Linked DNA regions of Homo sapiens: region 2 is linked to region 1. A link is a loop called in an ENCODE intact Hi-C map of the cell type or tissue named here. Cell type or tissue: IMR-90. All regions are shown on one strand. Links, peaks and the distances in the headings refer to the core of each region. The heading gives the core; the rest is flanking DNA.

Evidence for each region. Hi-C counts contacts between places; a loop is a spot of excess contacts. Peaks named below come from ENCODE experiments on the same cell type or tissue, not always from the same donor. Only the 100,000 strongest peaks of a DNase experiment are listed, where the experiment ranks them.
Region 2: a loop joins it to region 1, with 3 times the contacts of the local background. A loop is called at or near these places in 7 of 110 quality-filtered maps.

Annotation. Positions count from the first base shown.
Region 1 is chr11:94,181,417-94,185,813 of GRCh38, forward strand. It overlaps PANX1 (pannexin 1), which reads left to right. Exons shown (of 5, transcript NM_015368.4): 5 at 1-552. Among named protein-coding and RNA genes, the nearest start is that of PANX1, 55 kb to the left of the region's middle. In IMR-90, for the core only: a CTCF peak has its summit at 2,541; DNase peaks (open chromatin) are centred at 685, 2,565 and 4,205; H3K27ac peaks cover 141 bases.
Region 2 is chr11:93,906,990-93,911,386 of GRCh38, forward strand. It overlaps the pseudogene LOC101060084. Among named protein-coding and RNA genes, the nearest start is that of VSTM5, 59 kb to the left of the region's middle. RefSeq lists a silencer at 1,308-1,493. In IMR-90, for the core only: no CTCF peak of the experiment used is centred there; a DNase peak (open chromatin) is centred at 1,932; H3K27ac peaks cover 750 bases.

The DNA.
Region 1 (4,397 bases), core at 303-4,302:
AGCTCTCTTTACATTGTTAGTTGTCAACCTTGGCTGATGGAAATCCCGTAACCACTATTTGTTGCACTGTGCCTTGAAGGGCAGCAGGCCCAAGTGCTGCTCTGACTGAAAACTGAGTTAACAAGATGAAATCTAAAGGATATTCACAGTGACTTCAATTCAGGAAGAATGCTTCCAAAAGAGCCCAGTGGGGAAATCTGACATCACAGAAGACATTAATTCAGTCACTTTCAAAGAGTTTGTCTACAGGCGGTTTCTCTGTTATCAAAGGCATTTGAAATAGGATTTTACTTAAACAATAATGGAACACAGGAGTATTTAAAGTGAAGAACACTTTGCCTGAATGTGATCAGGGCACATAAGTGACATTGGCATGCTTCATATGGCGTGCTTGGAGCCAGAAAAACTTAGCGGTTTATTTTGTTTATATTTAAGCACAGCTTTAAAAAATTCATTATCGTTTATTCAGTGTCCGAATTGAGGCCATTTGGGAAGAAAATTCTAGCACTGGTGGAGAATTATAGAATAAAGATTATAAATGGTTGGATAAGACAAATGTAAGCTTATTTCATAAACATTTAAAGCTGATTCAGAACATGTTAAAAACTGTTCCCAATTCCAACTATGTAAATAGATCCTATGTTCACATTTTACACACACACACAAAAATCTTTAACATCTGTGGAACTTCCCAGTTTTAGTCTTAGAAAGTTAGCATGTTGCATAAGTTCAGTAATCCTCAGGAACCTCCAAGTTTACTTTTAGCTCTTACGGACAGTTGTTTACATAATCTAATTACTGTTTTCTGAAGAACGGAAATTATATAAGCTGCTGTCTGCCTTTTGGAATATTCAGAAAAGCAGATTTTATTTGTACTTCTGTGATGTTTTCTGAAATGGAAAGCTGATGATAAATATCAAAGTAGCAATCAGTGCGTTAAATTATTCTGTTACATGATATTTATTACTGTTGAATTATTCTGTGACTTAGAAATGGCAGTAACCTAAATAATGGAATTTGCAAAATTATTATATTGCCGTATCTGAGATGTTCCATCACAAGTTTCTACACTGGTTTCTTTTGAAAATTTAAAAAGATTTACGAGATACATTTTCTAGGATATGATTTTTTTTTTACAAAAAGCTTCATCTTCTGTAGACTATCCTTAATTTCTATTTTGAAACGGTAAAAATTGATATTTTAGGACACCAGGAAGTCTCCAAGCCATTCCCACTCTCTGAACTCCAGTAGGGTCTGTGATGTCCCAGGCACCAGTACCAAGTTGGATGTGCAGATATGCATAGGCAGGTCCCATCCTTGAGGACTTCAGAGTCCAGTAAAAGGCAGCAGAAACATGGGCTGGTGCCTAAGAGGAGAAAGCGTAGCCACAGTAAAGGCTATGCCAGAAAACTCCTAGCAAATGCTCTGTGTTCTTGGGAGAGGGCACATTGTTTTTGTTTTCTCTCCTATAGTTCCTGTAACTGCTGGTTTTGAGAATATAGTAATCATTTTTCCCAGAGGCAGATGACCACCTTAAGGTTCTTTAGCTGCAAATCCTCTAGGTTGAAGTTTGTGTGAAATAGTCACAGTGATTTTGAATAGTAAGGAATCCAGTTGCCTTTTGAACCTTCCCTCACAGGGATGAGAGAACAAGCCTGTGGAGGTTGTGGAGCTACTGGTAAACAACTGTCAGGGCCCCAGAAGGCTGATGTGGAGGCCTGGGGATACATTTCATCTAATAAAAGTATTACTAGGTATCAGTATCAGTAATAAAAGTATTATAATAAAGTATCAGTAATAAAAGTATTATAATAAAAAGTATTATTAGGACAGGTAAACTCATCCATCTACTGTGAGCTGCTGGCTTGGAGAACGACTTTTGAGGAGCCAGTTTCCTGAGGAGAAATGCTTTTATAAAGCACTCATTGCTTTGTAAAAGGAGACAAAACTGATCCTAAATGACCACTCCAGGGTTGCTGATTTTGTTTCTGGCTCATGTCTGCCTAGTAAACCACCAGCAAGCTGCTGAACCAGGCTGGAAACAACATTGTTGCAACTGGGAGGGACATAGAGTACTGTGAAAGCAGCGTTCCAACACATCTTCACTTTTACAAAGGGATAGGCAGAGACTTCCAACATAGAGGTTCTTAAACTTCGAGGGGTTACAATCCCCTTGCAAATATTTTTATAGCTATGGACCCTCTCCTCAGATCTACAGCCAACATTTTCAGTGCACCTTAGGAGGTCATTTTAGTCCACGCCTCTGAAAAAGCTGCACTCCAACGGCTGAAGAGCAAGCCATACGGCCGAGAATGGGGCTCCCTTTGCCTTCATGAAAGCTACTTCCCCCAACACTAAGACTCAGCTGTACGTTTGCTTAGCTCAGTCACATTTACATTCTTCTGGGTGAACTGTACCTTTTGAGTACCTGCCTTCATTTTCTAGAATCAGACCTAACAAGGTCAGTAGAAGCCTGGGCAGCAGCAGGCCTGGAAAGACGAGGCAGCCAGCATGAACTGCTGTTCTCTCCCTGACCACAAGGCGTCGTCTTCCTCCAGGGTCAAGTAATTGTTCTTGTTCCGCCTCACAGGAATGTGGGGAGGAAGGACGTAACACTATAAAATGCTGCGTCCTACCTTAAACTTGTACTGTGAGAAAGCTGGAAACTTCCACCTGTACAGTGGGTCTGGTTTGCATGTTTAGTTTCATTTGTGGGAACTGCTTGTCCAAGAGTGAGCTCAGGTCAGGGCAGTTTGTGCCTATGAGAATTAGCTCAGCTATCAGGCAGGTTTTTAGACACCTTTTTAAAATGTGCTCGTGTTTGGTTTGTTTTGCTTACTGTCAGTCCTGGGTCAATCAAAGGTTTGTAAGGGTGAGAATTTTTATGCACTGCTATATCGCAAGTGCTTAAAACAGAGACTGGCCCAGATGAGGCATTCTTCAAATGTTTGTTGAAATGAATGGACAAACTCTTAGGATAAATCCTAATTTGTTGGCAACTGTTATTTGATTTTAGAAGGCAAACTGATTTTATTTTAGAGAGGGGAAGGGGAGGGGAGGCTCATTAGCCTCTTGGTAGAAAGAGGACTATTTCTGCAAATGAATAGGTTTCCACCTTAAGTAGTGACAGTCCTTAACTTCTTATTATGGAGTGAGTCTTGACCGCTTTCCAAGTTCAATAGAAGTTCAAGATTGCCTCTCAGTGATTAGGGAAATTGAAGCTTTTAAAGCTCCTGGTCTCAGTAATTCCTCAGAATAAACCTCTTTAAAAGGGATATTGATGGAAATGTACAATTACCAGTAATTGAGGTTTTATCTGAGGGGATGGAGATGATGAAATGGTTCCTTCTTGGAAGTTGTTGGCATTTTGGCTTTATTTTTCACAAATAAAGTGAAACCATTTAAAACGATTGACAACGATTATATAGTGCCATGTGGAATACAATAGATATTAATTTGTGGTTGGTTTTTCTGCCTGCTTTAAATGAAATGTATTATGTTTCTGGGTTCCTTTTTTAGCTGTAAAAATACTTCGTCACTAAAGCATGAAATTTAATCAGCAGTTGTTCTTCAAGTTCCTGAAAGCTATAAAAGTTTCTCATGACTTGAGTGGTTTTTTCCCTGCCCACCAGAGGAGAAAGCCCTTGTAGAATTCTGCAGTGTTACAAGTGTTCCCTACAAAAACTGAAACCATCAGCTCCTCTTTAACAAGTTGGCTTTTTAAAAGCACGTAATTACAATTTAATGGTATTCTGTAAAGTGGTGCTTTAGGCATAATTTAAATTCTTTTTAATGACTATATTTCTTCAAAACTTTGAAAGAAAAATGTGTTCTTTTTGCTGCATCCTTTGTAAGAAGACTGCCAACAGAGGAAAAAGGACTTTACAAATTAAGACCATCTTGGTTTCATTTCCACAAAGATGAGAACAAATCATGGTGTTAGGAAAGGATCCTTAGAAGAACACAAGAATTTGAAAGCCCTTGGTGGTTATCACTACTATATTTCATATTTCCACAGAAGTGACTTAGCCAAGCTCTGCATTTTGAGCCTGCTGACTTTCATTTAAAAGGAATGAAAGGCTGAAAATCCAGGCTGCTGTGTCTGTAGATAAAGGTCAAACCATGTTTGAGTTCTTCACTGTTGTGTCCACCTAAATAAAACTGAGTAAGTAATGAAAAATGTCTTAATATTTCTTGCCTTCCCTTTAGGGAGAGTCATTTCATGGAAGATGTAATGGGAGATGCATTCCAAAATGTCTTGAGGCTCATTGCTGTCTGCTGGAAACATAAAATTCCATAGGCTTCATGCTGCTTGCTAAAATCCAGCTGGCAGTGACTAAAGAAAGAGAGTCCTTGATTAAGGGCCCACAGATTCTGGAATTTCTAAAGCACAAATC
Region 2 (4,397 bases), core at 123-4,122, 270 kb before region 1:
TCCCCTTGACCACCTTGGTCACTGTAGGCAGGAGCTGCTGAAAGAGTTTGAACAAATTACATGATTTACTGATGCAGGCAACACACCTTGGAGGGAATTCACAGACCCTTTGGGAAATGCTCTAGAAGCAGGTACACCCAGCAAGCCACAAGCTAGTGGAGGCCCGAGGTTAGATGTGGGTGACATTGGATGGAGGCTATCTTGTCCACTGTAAGGTCTAACCAGCCTTCAAGGCTAAGGTACACACACCTCAGAAGTGAAGAGAGGGGTCCCATGCAAGAGAGTATCATGGTTAGAGATGTTATTCTGGAATCAGATTCCTTGGCAAATGACTTAACTTCTTTGCATGTCAGTTTCCTGATCTGTGAAATAAAGACAATAGTATTAGTACTTGGCTTATGGGATTTTTGTGAGGATTAAAGGAACTGATAGGGATGTTCCAATGTCTTAGTGTAGTTTTAAGCCATATGCCCTTCAGAAGGATAAACACACAAACTTAGAAAAAACATCATTTTAAATGAAATCAATTGAATGTAATTAAAGCACTTTAGAAAAGAGCCTAGTCCATAGTGCGATTCACACTTTAGGAAACTCTTGTGTGCTGAGAAGCCAGTCCTGAAATCTCGCAAAGGGAAGGTGTTCACTAGATAGTGTCAAGATAGTAGAAAGGAGAAAGACAGAGAAAGGATACAGAAAGGAGAAAAGAAAGATAGAGAAAGGAGATAATAAAACTAGGTTCCTGCTGGGCGCGGTTGCTCACGCCTGTAATCCCAGCACTTTGGGAGGCCAAGACGGGCGAATCACCTGAGGTCAGGAATTCGAGATGAGCCTGGCCAACATGGTGAAACCTCATCTCTACTAAAAAATACAAAAAATTAGCCGGAAGTACTTGCTGGAACCCAGGAGGCGGAGGTTAGTGAGCCAAGATTGTGCCATTGCACTCCAGACAGGGTGACAGAATGAGACTCTGAAAAAAAAAGAAAGAAAGAAAGAAAGAAAACTAGTTTCCTAGAAGTTGCTTTCAGGCAGCATTTTTTGTACTTCTCTTAAGCCAGTGGTCCTCAAACTCGAGTGTGTATCAGAGTCTCTTGGAGGGCTTATTAAAACCAGATTGTGAGGTCCAACTCCAGTGTGTCTGACTCAGTAGGGCTGAGGAGAGGCCCCTGAATTTGCCTTTCTAACAAGTTCCCAGGTGAAGTGATTGCTGATGGACTGGGGACTACATTTTGAGACCAACTGTTTTTGGGGAACAAATGGAGGAAGCTGGTCTGGTCTTCCACTCATCCTATCTTCTCTGGGGAGGGAGAAGATCAGGAGGCTGGGCCAGAGCAGGCTCTTCTCCACGCACAGGCAGGCTGTGGGTAGGCGATAACATAGGGCAAGAAACTCCCGAAGGCATGAGGCACCAATGTGGATGGCTAGTGGGAGCAAGCAACCCAGGGCCCCAGAGGTGGACCTAGCAGCAAAGATGGTGACCCTCCAAGGCAGGTTCTGGCAACACGTCTGAGAACATGCAGTTGTGATGGTTGATCTTATGGTCTAGCGAGGCCATGATACCTAGATCTTTGGTCAAACATTATTTTAGATGTTTCAATGAAGGTCTTTTTTCTTGTTGTTGTTGAGATGAGACTACCATTTGAATCAGTAGATTGCATAATGCAGATTACCTTGCATGATGTGGGTAGGCCTCATGCAATCAGTGGAAGGCCTTCAGAGAAAAAGGCATGTCCCCAGAAGAAGAGGGAATTCTGCCAGTGAACTGCCTTTGGACTTGAACCACAACTCTTCTCAGAGTCTCCAGCCTGCTGGCCTATATCATCAGATTGTGGGCTCGCTGTACCTCCACAACTGCATGAGCCAGTTCCTTAAAACAAATCTTTCTGTCCATATATAGCATCCTGTTCATTCTGCTTCTCTGGAGCACCCTGACTAATGCTATACTCCTTGGGATGTGGCCACTGGCATCTTAGGAATGCACATGAAATAACACGTGGTGTTATTTAAACTGATCTCACTTGGTGTGGGTCAAAGAAAAGAAGCTGGTGTTGTGGGGGCCACATCTCTAATGACAAAGGGACAGGCACCAGTTTGGTGTTTTTCTAACAAGTGATGCACTTTTTTATTTTTATTTTGGGATACTTACTCAGCACTTTCAGCTTCAAAGTGCTCTGCAAGAAGTAATTAAAATATCCTTACAACAGAGCAAGGAGGCAGTGGGTGTTATTACCATTTAATGTCTGGTAAGACTGAGGTGGTAAATTTGTGACACCTTTGAAGATGTGGATGGAGACCAAACCCTGGACTCCCTGACACCTAAGTCTGTGTCTCCTATCAGGCCTTGCTTCTTCTGAAGAAAGTTGCAGCATCAAAATTCTTCTTCTTTTTTTTTTTTTTTGAGACAGGGTCTCACTCTGCTGCCCAGGCTGGAGTGCAGTGGCACAGTCATAGCTCGCTACAACCTCAGCCTCCCCAGGTTCAGATGATCCTTCCACTTCAGCCTCCTAAGTAGCTGGGACTACAAGGATGAGCCACCACACCTGACTAATTTTTGTATTTTTGGTAGAGATGGGGTTTTGCCATATTGCCCAGGCTGGTCTCCAATTCCTGGGCTCAAGTGACCTCCCAAAATGCTGGGATTACAGGAGTGAGCCACCACACCTGGCCAGGAGATATTGGAAATACTCTGCATATATTACCTCATTCAGTTCTTCCAACAACCCCGTGTAGCAGATGAGATTATCAGTCACACTTCACAGACAACAAACTAAAACTCAAGAGGTTAAAACATTTTTTCAAGGTAGCACAGCTGGGAAGAGAGTGCTGGGGTTTGAACTCAGGTCTTATTTGCTCTAAATCCCATACCTGTACCACCACACTCTAATGCTTTAGATGAATACTGAGAATCCATTGGGGAGCTTCAAGGCCAATGATTCGGAGGATTAGAGATTTTGAGCACTCTTAGATTGTAATCAACACAAGGGCAAGGACCTGAGCTGGCTTGCTCACTATTGCCCAGTGCTTAGCACAGAGTCTAATGCCCACAGGCACTCGGTAAATATTTATTACATAAATGAATGAATGGAAGACTGCTTTGGAAACTTCCTGGAAAAATGCATCGAGAATAAATAAGGCAGCTTTTTCTAATTTTTAAAAAAGTTGCAAATATTTTGGTGCTCCAAGAATGAGGGAAGCCCCAAAGACATCCATGCAGGTCTACTGTAAAAATTCACACAGCCCATTTCAGTCCTCCTCTGGCCCATCTGCAAGCTTCAACCCAAATGATCTCTTCCTAAACTGAATACCAGTTTTAAAAGGATAAGAAGGGTGTTTATTGGGTTATCAACAAAGGAGAGATTGGCCAGCTTCTGTTTGCCCACCCTAGTCCTTGGGTAGAAGGCTGTTACGGGTTTTTTCATGCTTCCCTTTGCATTGGATGTGGTTTATGGGGGACTCGGTGTTAGTGGATTTTCCTGGAGAGTATTTTTTTTGGATAGGTTAGCATATTTTATCTCCCAGGAAAACTGGAGAAAGAGTATTGAGATTCAATTTGTCATGCTAACAGGATGAAATGATATGTACTATGATAGCACAGTCTATGACAAGGACCTGAACTCTTTTTATAGTGTTTCTCCCCAATTTCTGTTCATCAAAGCAGAATCACCTCTGCCCTCACCCACTTCCCCAGCTTGTAACCTGCGAATCCAGAGGCTTCTCTCTCGTTGCCTTATTCCTTCCTAAGAGCCAGGTAGCCTACCTGTTACTCATTCAGCTACATTCTCTCACTAGGTGGGGCTGACTTGAATAAAATTATTTTTGATTAATAGTGTATTTTAATTAAAGATACATTTTACTTATTTTAATTTTAATTTTTAAATTTTTTAAATTTTTTGGGATGGAGTGCAGTGGTATGATCTTGGCTCACTGCAACCTCCGCCTACTGGGTTCAAGCAATTCTCCTGCCTCAGCTTCCCGTGTAGCTGGGATTACAGGCGCATGTCACAATGCCTGACTAATTTTTGAATTTTTAGTAGAAACAGGGTTTCACCATGTTGGCCAGGCTGGTCTGGTACTTCTGACCTCAAGTGATCCTCCTGCCTCAGCCTCCCAAAGTGCTGGGATTACAGGTGTGAGCCACTGTGCCTGGCCTAAAGACACATTTTAAATTAATGAATATTTATTGTGGTAAAATATACATAAAATTTACCATTTTAACTATTTTAAGTATGCAATTCAGTAACATGAATTATATTCACATTGTTGTACAAACATTACCGCCATCTATCTCCCAAAATTTTTCATCATCCCAAATTGAAACTCTGTACCTATTAAATGGCAACTCCCCATTGCCTTCCTTCCCCAGGCCTTGGTAATCACTATTCTACTTTATGTCTCTATGA